Linked DNA regions of Homo sapiens: regions 1, 2 and 4 are each linked to region 3. Evidence: read pairs that join two places in POLR2A ChIA-PET (ENCODE). Cell type or tissue: GM12878. All regions are shown on one strand. Each heading gives the region's core, and the rest is flanking DNA. Links, peaks and the distances in the headings are about the cores only.

Region 1 (4,968 bases), core at 476-4,475, 110 kb after region 3:
GTTGCTGGTCTTACCTATGTTCTCACGCCTCCATTTTCTCACCCACTCACTCAGCCTTCTCCATTTACCCTCCCAAGTCTTTGGCGAGGTACACTCATCCTGCGTATCATCACTGCCATGTCCTGATACCCCAGCTCTGCCATATTGCCCTTCTTTTTTGCGGTATGATGACCACATAGAGGCCCAACCTCTTAAACACATCAATACCAATGATCACATTTCAATCTAGACTTCTAAGCAACGGCTGAAATCTCTCCAGGCCAAAGGAGAGTTTGTATCACCTTACCAGAAGCTTCTCCGGAACAATTGGCCAGAAGCCTAGAGTTCAGAAACCCAGACACATGCAGTAAGCAATTTCCAGTTTCTCTATAATTTAGAAGAGGACACCATGATATGTAATGCGGGGTCTGGAGGTTGGAATGCCTCCATAAAACACCTGCCATATTTTTTGGTCCAAGCCTTAGTGTTATAAATCAAGAAGGCTGTAAATAAGACTTCAGCTTTTTGTGCTGGTGAAGTTTGTTTCCTTTAACTTATCCTCCAAGAGTACCGAGGCACCGAGATCTACCATTTGCCACCTCATCCATTTCTATGGCAGAACACCGCCTGGGGAAAGGAATTCGATTCCCCGAATCAGGATGACTGTGTGGGGCTTCTGCAAAGGTTGCATCACGAGTCCTATTTCTGAGCTATCTGAGATCCCCATTAAGAATTTAAAAGCAATAAAATAACGGAGATTTTTGACTATCAACATGAATGCTGTGTGGGCTTTTACAGTTAATGATTGCCCTTGAGTGCTGAATAATCTGTGGCCTGAAAAAAGAAATGTTCTTATCTTCTAAATTTGGTAATCAAGAACAAGATAGAGTAATGAATGTAAAGGAACACTGTTGCAAGTTGAGTGTTTCCAAAAAAAAAAAAAAAAAAAAGATCCCAGGAACAATGCTACCTTATTTTAGGAGAAGAGAGATAGTTGCAAAGGAGGCAAACTGATTTAACTCAGTGTTGTGTATAATCTTGAAAAACAACTGGGAAAGTCATAAAAATTGAAGTCAGAAGTTGTTTAAAGGAGAGAACCCAGGAAAAAACATGCATAAATTTGTCAGAACCCTTTCAAGAAGACCTAAGTCAAAACTGATTTTATAATAATTAAGAAAAGATAGAACAGGGAAACAGATCGTAAGAAGACAATGCCACTTAAATGCATTCCAGGCTGCAGATAAGTCCTGGTATTAATTAGGCTCTTTATGGATTGATCAGAAGCCGAATCCTCTAGGCCTGGAGGTTGGGGGCTGTGGGGGTAGGATTTGGGTGTTCAGCACCTACAAAAAAGCAACAGGCAAAATCCAGAGGAGATTGTAGGTTCTCAAAGGAGGCCAGGGTTCTTTGCTCTGCCTGTCGGTTTTGGCTTTTAAAGCCTTGCTTTTTATTTTATTGACTCTTCTTTGCTTTGCATAAAGTAGGAGAAGAAATAAGGGTAGGCAGAGGATCTAAGCTGAAGAAAAGGGAAATTTGAATGAAAGGAGGAAGCAGCCTTAAAACTCAGAGAGCCACGGGTCCAGGCGCGGTGGCTCAAGCCTGTAATCCCAGCACTTTGGGAGGCCGAGGCGGGTGGATCACTTGAGGTCAGGAGTTAGGGACCAGCCTGGCCAACATGGTGAAACCCCGTCTGTACTAAAAATACACAATTAGCCAGGCATGGTGGCGTGCACCTGTAATCCCAGCTACTCGGGAGGCTGAGGCAGAGAATTGCTTGAACCCGAGATCAAGACCATCCTGGCTAACACAGTGAAACCCCGTCTCTACTAAAAATACAAAAAAATTAGCCAGGCATGGTGGCGGGCGCCTGTAGTCCCAGCTACTCGGGAGGCTGAGGCAGGAGAATGGTGTGAACCTGGGAGGCGGAGCTTGCAGTGAGCCGAGATAGCGCCACACTGCACTCCAGCCTGGGCGACAGAGCGAGACTCTGTCTCAAAAAAAATAATAAATAAATAAAAAGAATTGCTTGAACCTGGGAGGCGGAGGTTGCAGTGAGCCGAGATCACGCCACTGCACTCCAGCCTGGGCGACAGAGGGAGATTCCGTCTCAAAAAAAAATAAAGAATTGCTTGAACCCGGGAGGCAGAGGTTGCCGTGAGCCGAGATCGCGCCACTGCACTCCTGCCCGGGCGACAGAGCAAGACTCCGTCTCAAAAAAACAAAACAAACAAAAAAACACACAGAGAGAACCAGGGCGGCACTTCCGTATTTACGATTAAGAATCAACCTGTTTCTCCTGTCTATTTACATGAAGTTGGTTCAGCAGAAAAATATTAAGAACCAGAAAATGCAAACCTAGGGTCTGGGGGTTTTTTTGGTTTGTTTTTTTGGGGCTTTTTTGCTTTTTACTAGGGGAGGATATGGCCAAAATAGTTTCAGGTCTTTTGCTTGGGCTTGCAGATTTGAAACTATGAAGCAAAATTCTCTACAGAAGAAATTTACTTCACAAGATATAAAATTAGCTCAAAGTTTCTATTATTATCAAAAAAGAAGAAAAACTTGAATGTTTTGAGTTTAGAGTCTCATTCTGTGGACTTAAAGTATTGCTTAACATACTTTTAAAGTTTAACCATTGATTTTTAATAAGATTGATGATACACTATAAACCCTTTTTATATTCCAGAGCTACCTAGCATTTAGAAACCAGTGGGGTGATAGCATTGTGGTCTAGTTTGCTATAAATTAGGAATAAAACCAGTAATGATAACTGACACAGGGCACTTACTCTGCACCCATTTTATTTTCACACTAAACCTCTGAGGTGGGAACCATTACTGTCCCCATTTCAGAGATGAGGCAAGTCAGACACAGAGAGGTTAGGTAACACATCCCACGTCATGTGACCAGTATGTGATTAAAACCAGGACTGGAACCCAAGTAGTTTGGTCCAGATTCTATGCTTTTAACTACCCCCTGTCTTTCAATATCATTGTGTATTGAAACAGTAGATGCTACTTAGGTAAGACTTGTAAAACTTAACAACGTAATTTAGTCTTTATCTTTAGAAGGTAAATTGCTTGAAGAGGGGTCTGATATTTGCATAATCTTCATCAATGACCCCTTCTTTAACTCTTAAATCACTTCTTCTAAAACGTGGGATGATACCTTCATCTACCAAACCTGGAACTAATGCCATGATAATTATTATTCTTAGAGGCTTTCGGAATTCAGTGGCGTTTCTTGAAAGCTGAATAATTATTTATTATGTATTAGAGAATACGCAGCCACCATAAACCCAGGGGCGCTTCAGATTAGCAAATAGTGTCTCTACTTTATTAAAACGGACTTGGGTATTATAACAAAAATACACTCTTCATTTCCTTTGGATGTTATGAATAATAAAAGTGTCTCCTTCCTCTCAGTCAGGTGGCTTCACCCACATCTTCACTGAAGATATGCATGTAAGTCTCTACGTTTTCATTTTTAGCCCAGTGACTGCCTGATGTTCATAGTGTTATCATCATCACTATCATCTCTATTATTATTACTTTGAATTTTTATTGTGGGTTTTTTTTGGATCATGAATTCAATATTGAATAATTCATTGTCTTGGAAAACCCATTGTGGGTCTACTTTCTAACTTTAAACTTATATATGATTTTGTATTATACTATATATTTTTTTCTTTTTATCAGAACAGAGACGCCAACGACAAGAATGAAAGTCTCACAGCTTTGGATGCCCTAATCTGTAATAAAAGCTTTCTTGTTACTGTCATCCACACCCTTGAAAAGCAGAAGAACTTTTCTGTGAAGGACAGGTATTAGTCCATTCTTTGATGTTTTAAAAGCCTTTAAGAAAAAATCAGGCCGGGCATGGTGGCTCATGGCTGTAATCCCAGCATTTTGGGAGGCCAAGGCAGGCAATCACTTGAGGCCAGGAGTTCAAGACCAGCCTGACCAACACAGCAAAACCTTGTCTCTACAAAAAAAAAAAAAAAGAGAGAGAAATCAAACCTGAGTCCCATATTTTATTTCCAAACCACTATCTGAACTTGGTATCTTGAGAACATGCACTTTTCCAAAGGCTATTTGATTGGGAGTTTATGCAGCCTTCTCTCCATTTTAGATCATACCACCCCAACACAATTTTTTTGTTGTTGTTGTTGGAGTCTCACTCTGTGGCCCAGGCTGAAGTGTGTGATCATAGGTCACTGCAGCCTCATCCTCCTGGGCTCAAGCTACCCTCCTGCCTCAGCCTCCCCAAGTAGCTGGAACTACAGGTGCATGCCACCACACCCAGCTAATGTTTTGTTGTTGTTGTAGTAGAGATGGGGTCTTGCTATATTGCCCAGGCTGGTCTCAAACTCCTGACCTCAGGTGATCTGCCTGCTTTAGACTCCTAAAGTGCTGGGATTATAGGCGTGAACCACCATGCCCGGCCCATAAATTCTTAATAAAAAAAGCAGAAGTGTTAATTTTTATTTTTAAAACATCCCGAAACTTTGGAAGACTCACATCTTGTTACCACTCTAGTTTAAATGCTGAAAACACAGAAAATGTTCTAGAGATAGAAGTGGTTAGAATCTAAACATTAAAAAAAAAAAAAAAAAAGCTCCCAACCCAACAGGCCAGCTCCCTGCCCTGCCAGTGAGCTTCCATGGAAACTCCCATGGGTGTCCAGCTAGGCCTGCAGCCAATGGTTCACCCAGCTCTCTTTTTCAACAGGTGTCTGTTTGCCTCCTTCCTAACCATTGCACTGCAAACCAAGCTGGTCTACCTGACCAGCATCCTAGAGGTGCTGACCAGGGACTTGATGGAACAGTGTAGTAACATGCAGCCGAAACTCATGCTGAGACGCACGGAGTCCGTCGTCGAAAAACTCCTCACAAACTGGATGTCCGTCTGCCTTTCTGGATTTCTCCGGGTAAGTGTCACATCCCTCAGCAATGTCAGAGGTAAGACAATAGGCAGTTATTTTTAGCGGACT
Region 2 (4,968 bases), core at 538-4,537, 52 kb after region 3:
GGTTGATGAGAGGAACAGGAAGTGGGAAGCGGGAGACCTCATTTGGCTGCTGCAGGAACCCAGGTGAGAGGTGGGGGGTAAGCATGGGTTGTAGAGGATGCTTAGAATTCGTTTGGGTACAAGAGTTACCCAAACTAGCCAAAGTAGGCACAAAGTTTTGTAATTTGATCCGCCGTGAGGATTATTGCTCATTAAACCAGACCAGGTAGTGGTTCCCAACATGTGTGACTAGAATTTCTCATCCCTCAGAACATCCTTCAACAAAAAAGCTGGAAGATGGTACATCATTCATTCTTGTCTCAGAAAGTTACAAAGCACAGTGGCATCTACAAGGCTCTGAGAAGTCCTGCAGCAGAGAGACTTGTTTAATTTTATTTAACTAGTGTTTCCCAAGCTTCTTGGCAATAGAACCCTACTTTAATATTAACACCAAAACAAATCCAGGAACACAGTTTGAAAAATGCTGAGAAATTGAGTAAAACTTGTATTTTCCTATATGTTCATGTCTTGGAAGAATCTACTTGCTATTATGCTGGCATTTGTGATGTCGCTGCCCTGGAAGCCTTCAAAATTTTTGAGCAATTAGGTGTAGTAGTAAGAGATAGATGCCAGTGCCAGACACCATGCTAACTAACCTCTCTGCACCTCCGTTTCTCAACCTCTGACATGGAGGTGGTAACAATAACACCTACTTCATGGGCTGGTTGTGAGGATTACTGTGTTAATTCCCAGAAGTCCCCAGAAACAGTGCCTGGCCTATGGGCACTAGGAAGGTGCGATGGTTTGAAAATGTCACCTAAAAAGCGTGTGTTGGGAATTTAATCCCCAATGCAACTCTGTTGAAAGGTGGGACCTAGTGAGAGGTGTTTAGGTCATGAGGGCTCTGCCTTTGTGAATGGATTAATGCCAATCATAGAAGGGCTTCAGGCTGCAAATTCAGTCTCTTTCTCTTGTTCACATGCGCATGCCCTCGCTCTCTCTTGCTCTTCCACCTCCTGCCATGGGATGATTCAGCAATAAGGCCCTCGCCAGATGCAGGCCCCTCGACCTTGGACTCTCCAGCCTCCAGAACTGTAAAAAATAAATTTCTTGTCTTTATAAATTACCCAGTCTGTGGTATTCTATTATAGCAACACAAAACAGACTAAGACAGATGGGCTCAGTCACTATTAGCTATTCTGAGAGGCAATATAGGTAGCTGATGAGACCACAGGCTTTGAGGCTACACTGCCTGACTTAGTAGGTCAGCTCCTCTGCTTACTATCCCTGTGACCTTAGGAAAGCAATATGGAACCAGCTATGCCTCAGTTTCCCACATCTGTGAAGCAGGGACAATTATTGCAGCTACTTAGAGGTTTGTTGTGAATAATAAATGAATCAAATCATGTGAAAAGACATCGCCTGGCATGTTAGATGTTTTTGCTTAAAAAAAATCTTTTAATTGTCTCTGTTATTAGCATAATTTTATCATGTAGACTGACTTTCAGCTTCAGTGATGAAGATCCAATTTTTGAGCTTTCCCAGCAAGTTATTTTGGTCTTATGTTTTGGCATTCCCCTCTTAAAGAGTCTGGAGGCCTTTCATTTGAAGTTTAGTTTGTCACAGACTTCCTATTCTCGTCCATTCAGTAGACTTTGGTTTCCTCATCTCATGGACTGGCAATTGTAAAGAAAGTCCCCCGATTCTGGAGACCACCTCGCCCCTCCACTGGGCTCTGTGCCTTCCCTAAAAATGCAGACATCTGTTTCAAATCACTTAGCAAAAGACCTTGGGTTGCTCTTATAGCAAAGCCCTCCCCCAGCATGGATGCAGTCTCTTGTTTCCTGGGAGAGAGAGAAGCTGGATTGTTTCCTTGTTAAAAGTTTTCTGATATTATATCAGTGTAGAATCTTTGGAACAGTTCACACTAACCCCCACATTCAAGCCACTTACCTGATATGTAGTTATCAGATTCCTTCAGGGACTGTCTGCTCTTGGTGAACAATTAGATTAGAGGATGCTGATGAAATTTGAGTGGCAGGAAGTAGAAGTTACATTTCTGAGTTCAGAGTTTCTATTTCAAGGTTGAGTAAGTGGTAAATTTTTACTGCAAGATTCTAGCCTAACAGAGTTGGCTTCTCAAGGTCCCCCAGCCCGGCCCATGGGTATTTCACCTGCTTGGAAACTTCAGCTCCTTTTCAGAGGTGGGCCTCCCTGTTCTTTATGTTGGCATGAAAACAATTAATAATTTAAGCCATGCCCATTAAAAAAATAGAAATGCTGTATAAATACAATACTGTAATAATAAATTTAAAAGTCGATCCAGCTGGGCGCTGTTCCCACACTACCAGCTGAGCAGAAACACAAATAAGTAAAGAAGAAAACTGCTATATAATGCAAATGGCTGCAATCTCATTGTTTTCTGCTATTGTTTATTGCAAATATATAGTAGTAAAGTTACATTATGGATAAGTAGGTTTTGTGGGCTAACCTGGAAACCTAATCACTGTTTATAACATTATTTCTATGGGGGAAAAATGCATTTTATATTAGAAACAGATGGTTTGCAAGAAAACCTTTTTGGGAGTAGAATGGATTTCTAAGTCCAGGGCCGCCTGAAATTTTAACCTCTTGCTAGTTGTGTGGTTGTGTTGTATTCACAGCTAGTGATAGAGGAAAATTAGAGGCCTCTCAGAATGCCCACTTCTGTGTTCTCCCCCAAATCCTTGCTAACCGCTTCATCCTACAGTCTCTGCCTTACCTTCTGTCTTCTCTGTTTCTGGGGTCCCCATCCCTGTGTCCTCATCCTGGCCCAGCTCCACCCTGCAACCACTGGTTGAGGTCCCAGGAAGCCAGGAGGAACTATGAATGTCCTCTATTAAGTGGTGGTTAGGATCTATAGGAAGGCATGAAGCCAGGGGGCCAAGTTTGTGGGCTCTGAAATCAGACTTCTGCCACTTGGCAGCTATGTGGCCTTGATATGTTACTGTACTTCTCTGAGCTTCTGTTTCATCCGTAAAGAGTGAGGTTGTTGTGAGAACTAACTGCAAACACTCCCATCAGTGCCTGGCACACAGTAATGTTTCCTCCATGCCAGTCTGTGGTGGGGTAATTATTCAGGGATATTATGGGTTACACATATTTCTATGAACCCAGGAAGCAAACCCACTGTATATAAAGACTTTCTAAGTTTTCAAACAGTGAACTTAGAAACAAGTGTCTGGGACCTTCCTGTTTATGACTTGGGGCCGGAGTAGGTTTGGAACTTTTTTTTTTTTTAAATCTGTTGGGGGTGAGGGAGGGGGCGGTTACATACTTATATAGTTGAATGCCAATATCAAACTCTAGTATTATCTCGAATACATTAAGCTCTACAGCAGATTTTATAGCAAACTAACAAGAACAGCTTTCTTAAATAGTTTCATTGACTGAATTGTTTCTACATACAGTGTTTTTCACATAAGGGAAGTCTTTTTAAATTAACTTTTTGGTTTGGGGGATTTTTTTTTTTTTCCTTCAGGCAATCTTTTCTTTGCATTTGGGCAGGTTCTGTATTCTAATTTGCAAATAGGCTTGTGTCTGCCTGCAGGCTTTATCATGAAAGTATTAGCTCTAAGTGGAAATAAGGACTAGAAAAATAAAATACTGACTGGGAGTCTGAGGACTTTGGGATAGATCCTCAGTAGAGGATGGAGCAAAAGTAATAGTAAGTCAAGAAAGCAAATATATCTCTACCAGTTTCCCTAGAATATGTCCATTCTTATCCAAATCCAATTTTCCTCCTATTCTTGGCCTGAAGAAATTGAAATGAAGCCATTAAGATATCAGCCTATCTGAGAGTGCATCACTGAAGAATCAGCCTCACTAAGAGTCCTGTGTGACAATGAGATTTTAATTTAATTAGGGCAGTGGCTCAAGTGTTTATGCACTTGACCGTTGCTCTTGTTGATACGCAGGAATTAGAGTGATAGCTTTCAAAAGGAATTATTTCAGAGTAACTAGCTTTGTTTACTAAAATATGGGAGCTATAAGATCTGCTCTGTAAGAAATGTAAATGTATGAGTAATATGCTGTCATGAAGATTTTATAATCTGCAGTATTTGAGAAGTAATAAGATACTGTTGTTGGCTGGCCATCTGGTTATACATACTTGGTGTCATGGTTTGCTTTTTATTTTTTCATTTTTTATTTGTACTGGTGAGAGGCAAAGAATAGGAGTTCAGAGGTGGTGGGTTGTTTTTTTATATATATATAAAAACAAGGAATTTATGTTTAGTTGCTTAACATGGTTAGATTTTGTTTTTGCCTTATGCAGAATAAAAAATGAAAGGTTCATTTTATACTTTCTTTTCCCTTTTTTTTTCAAAAAGTAAAATGGAAACCTCACCCCCAATTTGTCCCCAGATTTAAACTTTTTGCTTGTTTTAAAAATAGTCTCTTTGGCATGAGGAGGAGTCAGACATGAATTAAAACTCTAGAAAGAAAAATCAGCAACAGAAAAGACCTATAGAGATTTCATATTTCATCCTTTCATTCAAAAATATTTATTGAAACCCTAGTATTTGCATATCATGCTGCCAGACACTGAGGGATTTGCTAAAGAAATATTAAAGACCTTCTCCCTTCTTTGAGGAGCTTAGAGCTTACTTGGGGAGAACTGAGATAGACTTATGAAATAGTTAAGTTGTAATTCGAGGCAGCATATGATTAAATACCGAAATATGTACTTCTGACAAGAAATGCTATAGGAGTTCAGAAAAGGGAGTGATAACTCAGTGGCACTACTGTTTTCTGCCTACAAATTGGCAAATTGTAGCACTATTTGTATGAAATATTTTACACTTGTTTTTTTGGCAGCCTTAGGCTTTGACTCCCAGGCAGCATTAAGAGCCAACAAAAATATTTGTACTCCAGTCTCTTCGGAATTGGCTTATTTTTTTTTTTCTTATAGGCAGAGGAAGTGCCTTACACAAACCGGAGTGCCCATGA
Region 3 (4,634 bases), core at 79-4,078:
TGAGCCAGGGAGAAAAAAACCAGGAGGTCTTTTGCAAGGCTTCTTAGAACGGTCACTTGCTGCTGCTTCTTTGCCTGTCAAGCTGTGTGCTGGGACACACACATTAAGGCCTTCATTTTGTTACTGGTATAATTTTTAAAAATATGTAAAAACACATATTTGCCTCCTAAATGACTTGCTGTTGCCGTACACATATAATGTAATATTTGATTCCTGTCTTTATTAGATCTTTATAATCTAACGGTTTAAGTTTGGTAAAATTATCGTTTCCTACTTCTCTGTTGAAAGACTTGAAAGTACCCCCGAAATATTACTTTGTGTCAAGCTTTAGACACACTTAGTCTCTGGGGTTAATGACAAGCCAGCTCAGAGGCCCACAGCAGGTAATGAGGGTGAAAGTCCAAGCTTTGCCATCTGACAGCTGTGTCGATGTGTGGAGCCAAAACATTTCTCTTGACTGCGTCTCTCTACCTATTGGGTCCTGGAAGACTCAGTTCCCTTCCAAACCCAGCCAGCATCTTGAATGCACTCAAAATCCACGTTTTGGCTCAATCAGGTGTTCCTGCTTGTGCCGGGATGGGGAGGGGCAGTGGCAGAGGAAGTCGCGGAGCTTCTGCGAGAGAGCTGCCCCTTGGAAATCAAGCAAAGGATAAACACATGCTGCCAAAAATCTGGAACTGGAAAAATAAATAATTAAAATGGGTCCCTCCACAGCATTTCTTGCTGCTATTTATCAAGAACTCCCAGTGTGCTCAGAGCTGTGTGTTCTGAAAGACAGGGTCTGTACCCCCTGAGCTTGTCAGCCAAGTTAAATAATATACTCTGGTTCAAACAATAGCATGTCATGGCTGCACAGGTGGGAGCTTGGAGCTTTGCATTTTTTTTTCATTTAAGTAAATTCCTTGCTGCTAGTATGCATTGAAAAGCCTTAATGGAATTGAATTTCAAGAGGAGTTTGAATGAAAAAGGGTGGTAGTTTTGATGAAAAAGCTGACAATTTTCTAACCTATTAAATAGGTAGAGAAGATACTCAATTCAACAAATATTTGTTTGATGCCTGCTAGTGTAAGCAATGCTCTGTGCTGGGTGCCACTGATTTTGCCACTGAAAGGACGATAGCAGATTGCAACCTTGTGTAATGGGGTCATGGGATCAGTGTGCCCCTGGCTGTCACTCAGAAGAATGATGTCATTTGATTGCATTTGTTCTGCATTTTATTTTCAGGTCTTGAATGTGTTTTTGAAAAGGCATGCTGAATTATAGGTGCCTAAAACAGGAGCAGGACTTGAAACACTCTAGAGGGAACCTCAATAGATTCCAACAGCAATTCCTTTAGAGCAGACACAGTAATTTTAACAGTAATCCACAGGCTGCAAGGCACAAGCGGCTGGATTTGCTTGCCTTCTTTCTCCCTCTCCTCCTAGCTGGCTCTTATTTTCCGTCTTCAATCAGCCATAGGTAGAAAAGTGACAGGACTGACTGGGTTGTATTTTCCCACTTTCTGGTTCTCTTATCTCTTGTCACTGATCCTCCTCTCCTTCAGCTTCTGCTAAGCAGTGATTTACGAGATGCTTGTGTAATGAGTGTGTACTCAGCTGTTTACACACTGGACCATTACTTTTTCTGCCTTGCCACCAACTTTGAATCCACTTTCATAACTGTAGCAGGTTAACTGCAGCTCTCAAATGTGCTAAGGCAACCGATTTCTGTAGACCCTCTCTCTAATAATCTTCTGTGATATTTGTACAGCACTTCCACATGTATTATTTCTTTTGAGCCCCGCATCAAGTCTGAGGTTGATTCTATGGGGATGATTTCATTTTCCAGATGAGGAGGCTAAAGATCCGTTAAGCAGCTTGCTCAAGATAGTTAAGTGCCAAAGCCCTCCACCTTAAATCCAGGTCTTCCAATGTCTACATCTCTACTCTTCCCACCACCCCAGGGTTTCTCGAACTTTCCCTTGAAGGTCCCCTAATTAAATTGGCAGCAAACAACCTCCCCTAGGATGTGGGGTTGAGGCTAGAGGGTAACCTCAGAAGGCAGTACATGCCTCTAATCTTGGCTTGTGTTTTAGAACTTCATGTGGTCTCTTTCCTTTTTTTCATTCTTTTTTATAACACACCTGTGCTTGGATTAGTATAAAAATGAATGTTTTTAATTATGCACAAGTTAATCAATTTGACTTCCTACCTTTCTGAACTCTCACTACCCCTGGCACACCAACGTGATACACAGAAAGTGTTTGTGTTCGAGTTTGTGGAGTCTGATTGCTCCAGACTTGTTTGGCCACCATTGTTGGGTTCTGGGGTCACTCGTGGTTTAAACATGGCAGCCACCCCTCGGTAGACATTGAGGGTAGTACGTTTTCCTGCAGTATTGGTCCACAGGACTCTAGATCATTCTAGTTTGTTCTCTAGTTCATTCTACCCTTTGTAGGGGGACATACCGCCTTCTTCCACGCCTACATAATTCTAAAGCCTGACATAATTTAACTGTCATGCAGACAACCACAGAATGCTCACATGCTGCCCAACAGAGAGCAACCCAAGGAACATGTGTGGAGAAGTGACATCCCAGTTCCACTTGGCGATGCAGCCTATTGACCTCAAAATCCGCAGTCTTCTTGTGATGTTTATTTCTCTTCCAGCTTCTGTTATGATTTTGTCAAGCCATTTTGCAGTCTATAGACTAGATGGTGATTTTACCCTCATATACACATATTATATGCAAAAATGGATTCAAAAAGGACAATTGCCATGACAGCACCCACTTAGAAAGAGGGGAAAGCAATCATAGCTACTATCTACTGAATAGTTATTATGGCCAGGTTTTGTGTGAAGCAATTTACATGCCTTATTTTCTGTTGATTCTCATTCACCATATGGGGCAAGGACTGTAGTTATCATGATGATTAGAGATGAGAAAATTAAGGCCCAGAGAGCTTCTGTTAGGTTCCATAGCTGGAAAATAGCAGAGGATTTAGAACCTGGGTGGTCCAGCTCTACGACCTGAGCTTTTAGCCACCTTACAAGTCTATATTAAGGAGCCCTACCCTATTACTATTAATAATCATGATGGTGATGATAGTAAAGACATCCAAAGCACACGGCATTTTCTATGGGTCAAGTAGTGCTTATTCTATACACATTAACTCATGAATCCAGAGAATATTGCTGTCAAGGAAATGGGATTCCCCACTTATAAATAAAGAAACCAAAGCACGAAGGGTTAAATAATTACTACATGCAATAATGTGTACATGTCCACTGCCATGGACAGTCTGTCAGCATGGACATTAGGTCCTGATGTCAACCCTAACCTGTATGGAGCAAGCTAAGCCCTTGCAACTGCTATGCTAAGACCAGCTTTTTGTGGACACAGGCATAGGATAGCAGAGAATCCTTAGTTATGAGCTGAGTTTCTAGGTTTGCATTGGTGACCACCTGAAGTTCTGACTCTGGCAGGATTGTAGTTTCTTAACTGTGAACTTCTAGACAGTGTTGGTGTTCTGATCTATACATCATCTCAAAGGGTGTTCTCTGTTGAACCCCCCATACCTAGCATAGTACCCAGTATGTAGTTGGGACTTCAGAAATATTTGTTGAATGAATAAATGAAGGATCGTAGAGAATCATGTTGGAAATGTTTTCTCTACTCAGCAGCAACACTTTCTGGGAGTCTGGTCACCTCATACTCCCTTAATCATTGTCTTTTTCTTAATGCCTGATGTGTCAGGGCCCCTTCCTTCCTTAGTTTTAGGTTACATGGTGTCCTTTACTCCTTCACCTCTTCCCAGGTACTTCCATTCATTGGAATACCAGGCTTCTGGTGTTGCCAATCTGAGAGTTACTTTTGACCATGGAAACCTAGCATGGTTGGAACTTCTATGGTGTAATTTTTGATTGCCTTTCAACTATGAGAGGAAAGGGCTTTATGCTGTAGGCAGTGGTCCTTAAAGTGTGGACTGTGGCCCAGCAGCATGAATATCACCTGGGAACTTGCTAGAAATGCACATTCTTGGACCCTACACCAGACTTACTAAATCAGAAGCTCTGGAGGTTGGGGTGGGACTGGCAATCTGTATTTTAGCAAGCTCTCAACGTGATTTGAAGTCATGCTTAGGTTTAAGAACCACTATTGTAAGATAAAACAATTTTCCTTGTGTTCCAACTGAGGCACCTAGGATAGGAACTTGTCGCATTTTTTTTCCCCTTGCATTTTACTTAGGGCCATAAAAAGTAACCAACACATTTTACCACCTGATATTCCTTATTCCCTCCTCACTGATCAAAGGCAGTACCTAGAAAGCCCTTTAAAGACTTGCCATTTTTGGGCTTAGAGTCTGAGTCTCAAAAACCTGTAAGCCATAGTTTAATTAGCTCCTTCACTCTTGCATATAACAGTTTATTTGTATTTCACTCCCAGATGTGGGGGGATGTCTAGAGTCGTCTATTGTGCTGTACGCCAGAACCAATTCCGCACACCAGACATTCTCTCCAAGGGTCCATTCTTTACAACATCAGTCCTGTTACCAATTTCTATCCTAGTCATGTACAGTTGGTTGCATGGAATAAAGATCTACTTGAGTAAGGTCAGATAAAGGGATGAGGGATATTGTGGACAGAAACACATGG
Region 4 (4,968 bases), core at 342-4,341, 250 kb after region 3:
AAAACGTTCTCTCATTGGAGTTTCTAATTCTTGTTGTATTTGGGCTCTTAGCAATTCCAATTTTTGTGGAGTTAATATCTAATATGTAGAGAAATGCAAACAATATAAAATCACATTAAAATCAAGAATTCTCCATATTTCAAAGCCTCTCTCCTAATTATGACAATGGAATTCATGAAAGTTTTTGCAATATAGTTTTTTTACAGTGATCACTATACAAATAGAATCATCATTTGAAATAATACTTTAAGAATCTCAATTTCAGGCTCTTGGAGATGTCAAAAATTCCATTAACATGAAGTAAAGACAATTACTGATTATTATTGCTATTGTTAGGAATAACTATGTTGGCAGCTAAGACTATCATGTTGTATACAATGGCTAATAGTCTAGTTATTTTCCAAAGCAGGCAAAATAAAGGTGTAACAATTTGTTATACCAAAGAGAACCTTTCAGACTTATTTTCAATTAGAAAAGGCTCATTTTTACTCTCACACTGTACCTAATTTAGGCTTCTCCTTGTCACACTCTTTTATAGAACTCGTATTTTAATAAGTAATTAAATATTTATGTAAGTCCCATGTGGGAAAACACAGTCTTTATTCACCGTTGTATTCCCAATACCTCCCACCAATGTCTGGCACATAGGAACCACTCAACTATTTCATGAATGAAGGAGGAACAAATACTAGTTGTAAAAAAAAAAAAAAAAAATCTAAAGTTTGCATGTATATTAATTTCTATAAAAATGATAATGTTCAGTTTCCTTTTTTATGAAGAGTCCAAATATTGTATTCAAAATATTACATTTTACTGAATGGAGAGCTTACTATATATAAAGCATTGTACAATGCACTGTAACCTACATACCATCCTGTTCTAAGCACATTATATGCATTACTTTATTTAATTCCTACAACAATGCCACAGTATAGCTATGCTGAGGCACACAAGGTATCTAAATAACTTTATAAAGATCACAAAAACTCACATGAAGCACATATCTCCCCATAAAAACTTCAAACTCTGGTGTTAAAAATAACTCATACACACAAATAACTATAAAAGTAGGCAATACAGGCTTACCAGACAGGTAAAAAAGAGAAAACACATTTAGGATAGAAGGCATGACACGTCAAAGGAATGGGAAAACTAAAGCTTATATAGAACCCTTATATAGAAAGCTTATAGAACCCAAACTCAAGCCAGGTAACATTTTAATTTGCCTGGGTGTCAGAGACTGTATGGGAGAAAAGTGATTCTCAAAGGTGAGTTAAAGCCATTTTGAATGGGACCACATTAAGTACTACAGAAAATTTAAAATTGTGGGACCCTATATGCACACTGGTAGAAATATCTAAACACTGTAACATTTCCAAATGCCACCTTGGAGGGCTGCACTCTGGCTGGAAACAAAAGGAAAATTAGGTTGCAGCCAAAGAGTGAAAGGTTCCTGAATACCAGGTTTAGACTCTTATTATTTATTCAGTATTCAATAGTATTTACTTTAAAAATTTATTTTATTTAAAATGAATATATACAATTACATAAATAAAATAATTCAAACAAAAGACTAAAAAGTCTTCTCACTTCAGTAATCCAATTTCCTTTTATTGAAGCAATCATTGTCAATAACTTATGTACCCTTCCTAAAACAATCTACAGATACACAAGCATGTATATCACTTTTGATTTCTATACAAAAAGGATATTGTACATATATTTTTCTGTACCTTATTTATTGAAGGTTTTTAAGCTTAAGAGTGACACTACCATATCTATATTTTACGAAGAAGCAAGATGAATCAAAAGCTTTAGTGGGAGAGTAGCTGTAGCTGTGGGAAGAAGAGGCAGTAAATGGAGCCAAAGAAACCAGACAGAAAGCTCATGTCATAATCTGGTTTACGGTATCAAGTATCAAGTCTGGGTGACAACATCAAGAGTCCAAACTAAGATGAGGTAGCAATTAAAAGGAAGAGATTAATAGGTAAAGCTTACATGGCTCCTGTTTCAAATGATCTAACTTCAAAACTAGGCAAGCAAAACCATGGGAAAATTAAGAAAATCTGAACAAAGGTGGGATATTAAAAGGTATTAATGAATAAGTATTTTAAATATGGCAAAGGTATTGTGATTATGCTTTTAAGACAGACTGCACTGATTTGTTATAGAGATATATACTCAATTATTTGTTGAAAGAATATTATTTGATTCAAAATAATCCAGAAACATTGAGGAAAAAAGTGGAAGTGGGTGGGAGAAAGTAGTAGATAAAACAAGCCTGGCTCAGAATGAATAATTATTAATGCTGGATGATGGGTACATGGGAATGCATTACATGTTTGAGATTTCCAAAACCAAAAGTTAAACTGAAAGTAAAAAGCCTTCCACTTTCAGCCAAGATAGAATAAGAGCCCAGATTCGCTCTCTTGCCTGAAACAAACAAAAGAACAGACAAAAATTAAACAGTTTGCAAGACACTAGACATAAGAAAGCAAAAGGCAGATCCCTGAGAGACACAAAACATAGAAGATAAGCTTTGAGAGTTTTCAGGACCTGGCACCGGAAAGGATACCTATGCAGTCATGAGGGACTCCCTGAGTTGAGGAGATGAAACTGAGCATCCAAGGACAGTGGGGTGGTTAGAGTCCTAAGACAGGGTAGCAGAGAAAAGAGGGCACAGAAAGACAACTATGAAGACCTACAAAAAGTCTTGACTCATTCAGTAGAGTACTGATTAACACATGTGTGCAAGGAAACTACCTAAGGCTAGGCAAATACACACCTGAAAGGATTAGAAGGATGAATACGCAGAGCTCACAAAGACCTAAGAATAGTTTCTGTTCCCCAAAAACAGATTAAAATCCTTTGTTTCATAAAGAAATTGTTATACTACTCAGAAGAGTCTTGCCTCAGTGGTGGGAAATAATTAGCACTACACTAAATACTACTCTGCTCCCACTTAAATCTTAAAAGCAAGACCCAGAAAGATAAAACTGTTTCCAAATAATTTAACTGTGTCCCAAAATAAAGCTCAAGAACATGTATCAGAATATAAAAATATTGGGAGGTGGAGATTGCAGTGAGCTGAGATCACTCCATTGCACTCCAGCCTGTGCAACAAGAGTAAAACTCCGTCTCAAAAACAAAACAAAACAAAACAAAAACAACAACAACAACAACAACAACAAAAATCCAGCATTTTAAAAACAAAGTTCACAGTATCTAACATCCAATAAAAATTTACCAGGCATGCAGAGAAGCATGAGAGAGAGAGAGAGAGTGAGAGTGAGTGTGTGTGTGTGTGGTGGGGGCAGGGGGGATAAACTTAAAACAGGCCCAGAAATGACACAGATGTCATTAAAACTTTATTGTACAGTTATTGTAACTGAATTCCATATGTTCAAAGAACTAGAGAAAAGACTGAACATGTTGGATAGAGATAAAAAGACCAAGGCCGGGCAAGGTGGCTCACGCCTGTAATCCCAGCACTTTGGGAGGCCGAGGCAGGCAGATCACGAGCTCAGGAGATTGAGACCATCCTGGCTAACATGGTGAAACCCCATGTCTACTAACAATAAAAAATTTAAAAATTAACCAGGCGTGGTGGCGGGCACCTATAGTCCCAGCTACTCAGGAGGCTAAGGCAGTAGAATGGTATGAACACAGGAGGCGGAGCTTGCAGTGAGCCAAGATCGCGCCACTGCACTCCAGCCTGGGCGACACAGAGAGACTCTGTCTCAAAACAAAAAAAAAAAAACAAAATTGAGCTTCCAGAGACGAAAACTACAATTTCTGAGATGAAAATTACACTGCATGGAATTAATGGCAGGTTAGATACTGCAGAAGAAAAAATCAATCAATCTGAAAACATGGCAACAGAAACTAACCAAAATGAAGCACAGAGACAAAAAATACTAAAAATAAATTAATAAACAACATCAGCAAGCTATGGCAGAACTTTAAGTGGTCTAATATTAGAATGTAATTAAGAGTCTCCAAAGGAGGTGAAAGAGGAGAAAGAAAATATTTTTAGAAGTAATCTCCAAAAATTTTCAGTTTGATAAAAACTGTAAACCCATAGACCTATGGAACTCAATAAACCCCAAGCACTACAGATATAAAAAAAACTGCAAAGTATGTCAATCAAATTGCTTAAAACCAGCAATAAAGAGAACAGCAGCCAAAAAACCAGACAAAGTGCACTGCAAAGAACAAAGATAACCTGTGCTCACTACCCTGTAGAGTGATGTAGCTGCACAATATCCATGCAGCTTCTAGCATTATATGTTCAATTACATCACAGATGCCTCTTGGAAACAACAGTGCTTTAAATCCTGTAATGGTGTGCACCTCACCACTGGCCTGTGCAATCTAATAGCATACAACAGTTTAGGGGTCTTCTGATCTGAGGTCTCTGACAAAGCATCTCTAACTTTTTCTTACCTCCTAGGAATCTTATTAAAAACAAATACACACATAATAAATTCTCTCTTCCTCTGTCTCTCCCCATCTCTCCCTCTCCTATCCCCTATACCTCCAAAGCACACATAAACCAAGACACCGACTGAATTAGAGGATTTTTCCCATCCCATTTTAGGAAAAAATATTCTCTCTTAGGCTACTTTTTGTTTGTTTGTTTGTTTTGGAGAGAGAAAGAGTCTCGCTCTGTCGCCCAGGCTGGGGTGCAGTGGCACGATCTTGGCTCACTGCAACCTCCGCCTCCAGGTTCAAACAATTCTCATGCCTCACCCTCCTGAGCAGCTGGGAAGACAAGCATGTACCACTACACCCAGCTAATATTTGTATTTTCAATGGAGACAGGGTTTCACCATGTTGGCCAGGCTGGTCTCGAACTCCTGACCTCAGGTGATCCACACAACTCGGCCTCCCAAAGATCTGGGATTAGTCATGAGCCACTGCACCCAGCAGTGTCTTAGACTTCTAATGGAATATTGCCACTACTTG

What was found. ChIA-PET counts read pairs that join two places held together with the same protein. Peaks named below come from ENCODE experiments on the same cell type or tissue, not always from the same donor. Only the 100,000 strongest peaks of a DNase experiment are listed, where the experiment ranks them.
Region 1: POLR2A ChIA-PET joins it to region 3 with 5 read pairs; 11 of 35 experiments call an interaction of 5 or more read pairs at or near these places.
Region 2: POLR2A ChIA-PET joins it to region 3 with 28 read pairs; 12 of 35 experiments call an interaction of 5 or more read pairs at or near these places.
Region 4: POLR2A ChIA-PET joins it to region 3 with 5 read pairs; 3 of 35 experiments call an interaction of 5 or more read pairs at or near these places.

What each region holds. Positions count from the first base shown.
Region 1 is chr12:94,255,936-94,260,903 of GRCh38, forward strand. It overlaps PLXNC1 (plexin C1), which reads left to right. Exons shown (of 31, transcript NM_005761.3): 18 at 3,402-3,440; 19 at 3,675-3,799; 20 at 4,707-4,905. Among named protein-coding and RNA genes, the nearest start is that of PLXNC1-AS1, 82 kb to the left of the region's middle. In GM12878, for the core only: no CTCF peak of the experiment used is centred there; DNase peaks (open chromatin) are centred at 2,336 and 2,846; H3K27ac peaks cover 2,356 bases.
Region 2 is chr12:94,203,012-94,207,979 of GRCh38, forward strand. The region is part of intron 4 of PLXNC1 (plexin C1); the gene reads left to right. Among named protein-coding and RNA genes, the nearest start is that of PLXNC1-AS1, 29 kb to the left of the region's middle. RefSeq lists enhancers at 1,718-1,767, 4,718-4,787. In GM12878, for the core only: no CTCF peak of the experiment used is centred there; DNase peaks (open chromatin) are centred at 2,050 and 3,080; H3K4me3 peaks cover 2,796 bases; H3K27ac peaks cover 3,638 bases.
Region 3 is chr12:94,151,312-94,155,945 of GRCh38, forward strand. All of the region lies in intron 1 of PLXNC1 (plexin C1), which reads left to right. Among named protein-coding and RNA genes, the nearest start is that of PLXNC1, 5.1 kb to the left of the region's middle. In GM12878, for the core only: a CTCF peak has its summit at 434; no DNase peak of the experiment used is centred there; H3K4me3 peaks cover 3,409 bases.
Region 4 is chr12:94,403,185-94,408,152 of GRCh38, forward strand. CEP83 (centrosomal protein 83) reads right to left here. Exons shown (of 17, transcript NM_016122.3): 5 at 1-78. Among named protein-coding and RNA genes, the nearest start is that of CEP83, 54 kb to the right of the region's middle. In GM12878, for the core only: no CTCF peak of the experiment used is centred there; a DNase peak (open chromatin) is centred at 2,627; H3K4me3 peaks cover 1,135 bases; H3K27ac peaks cover 1,844 bases.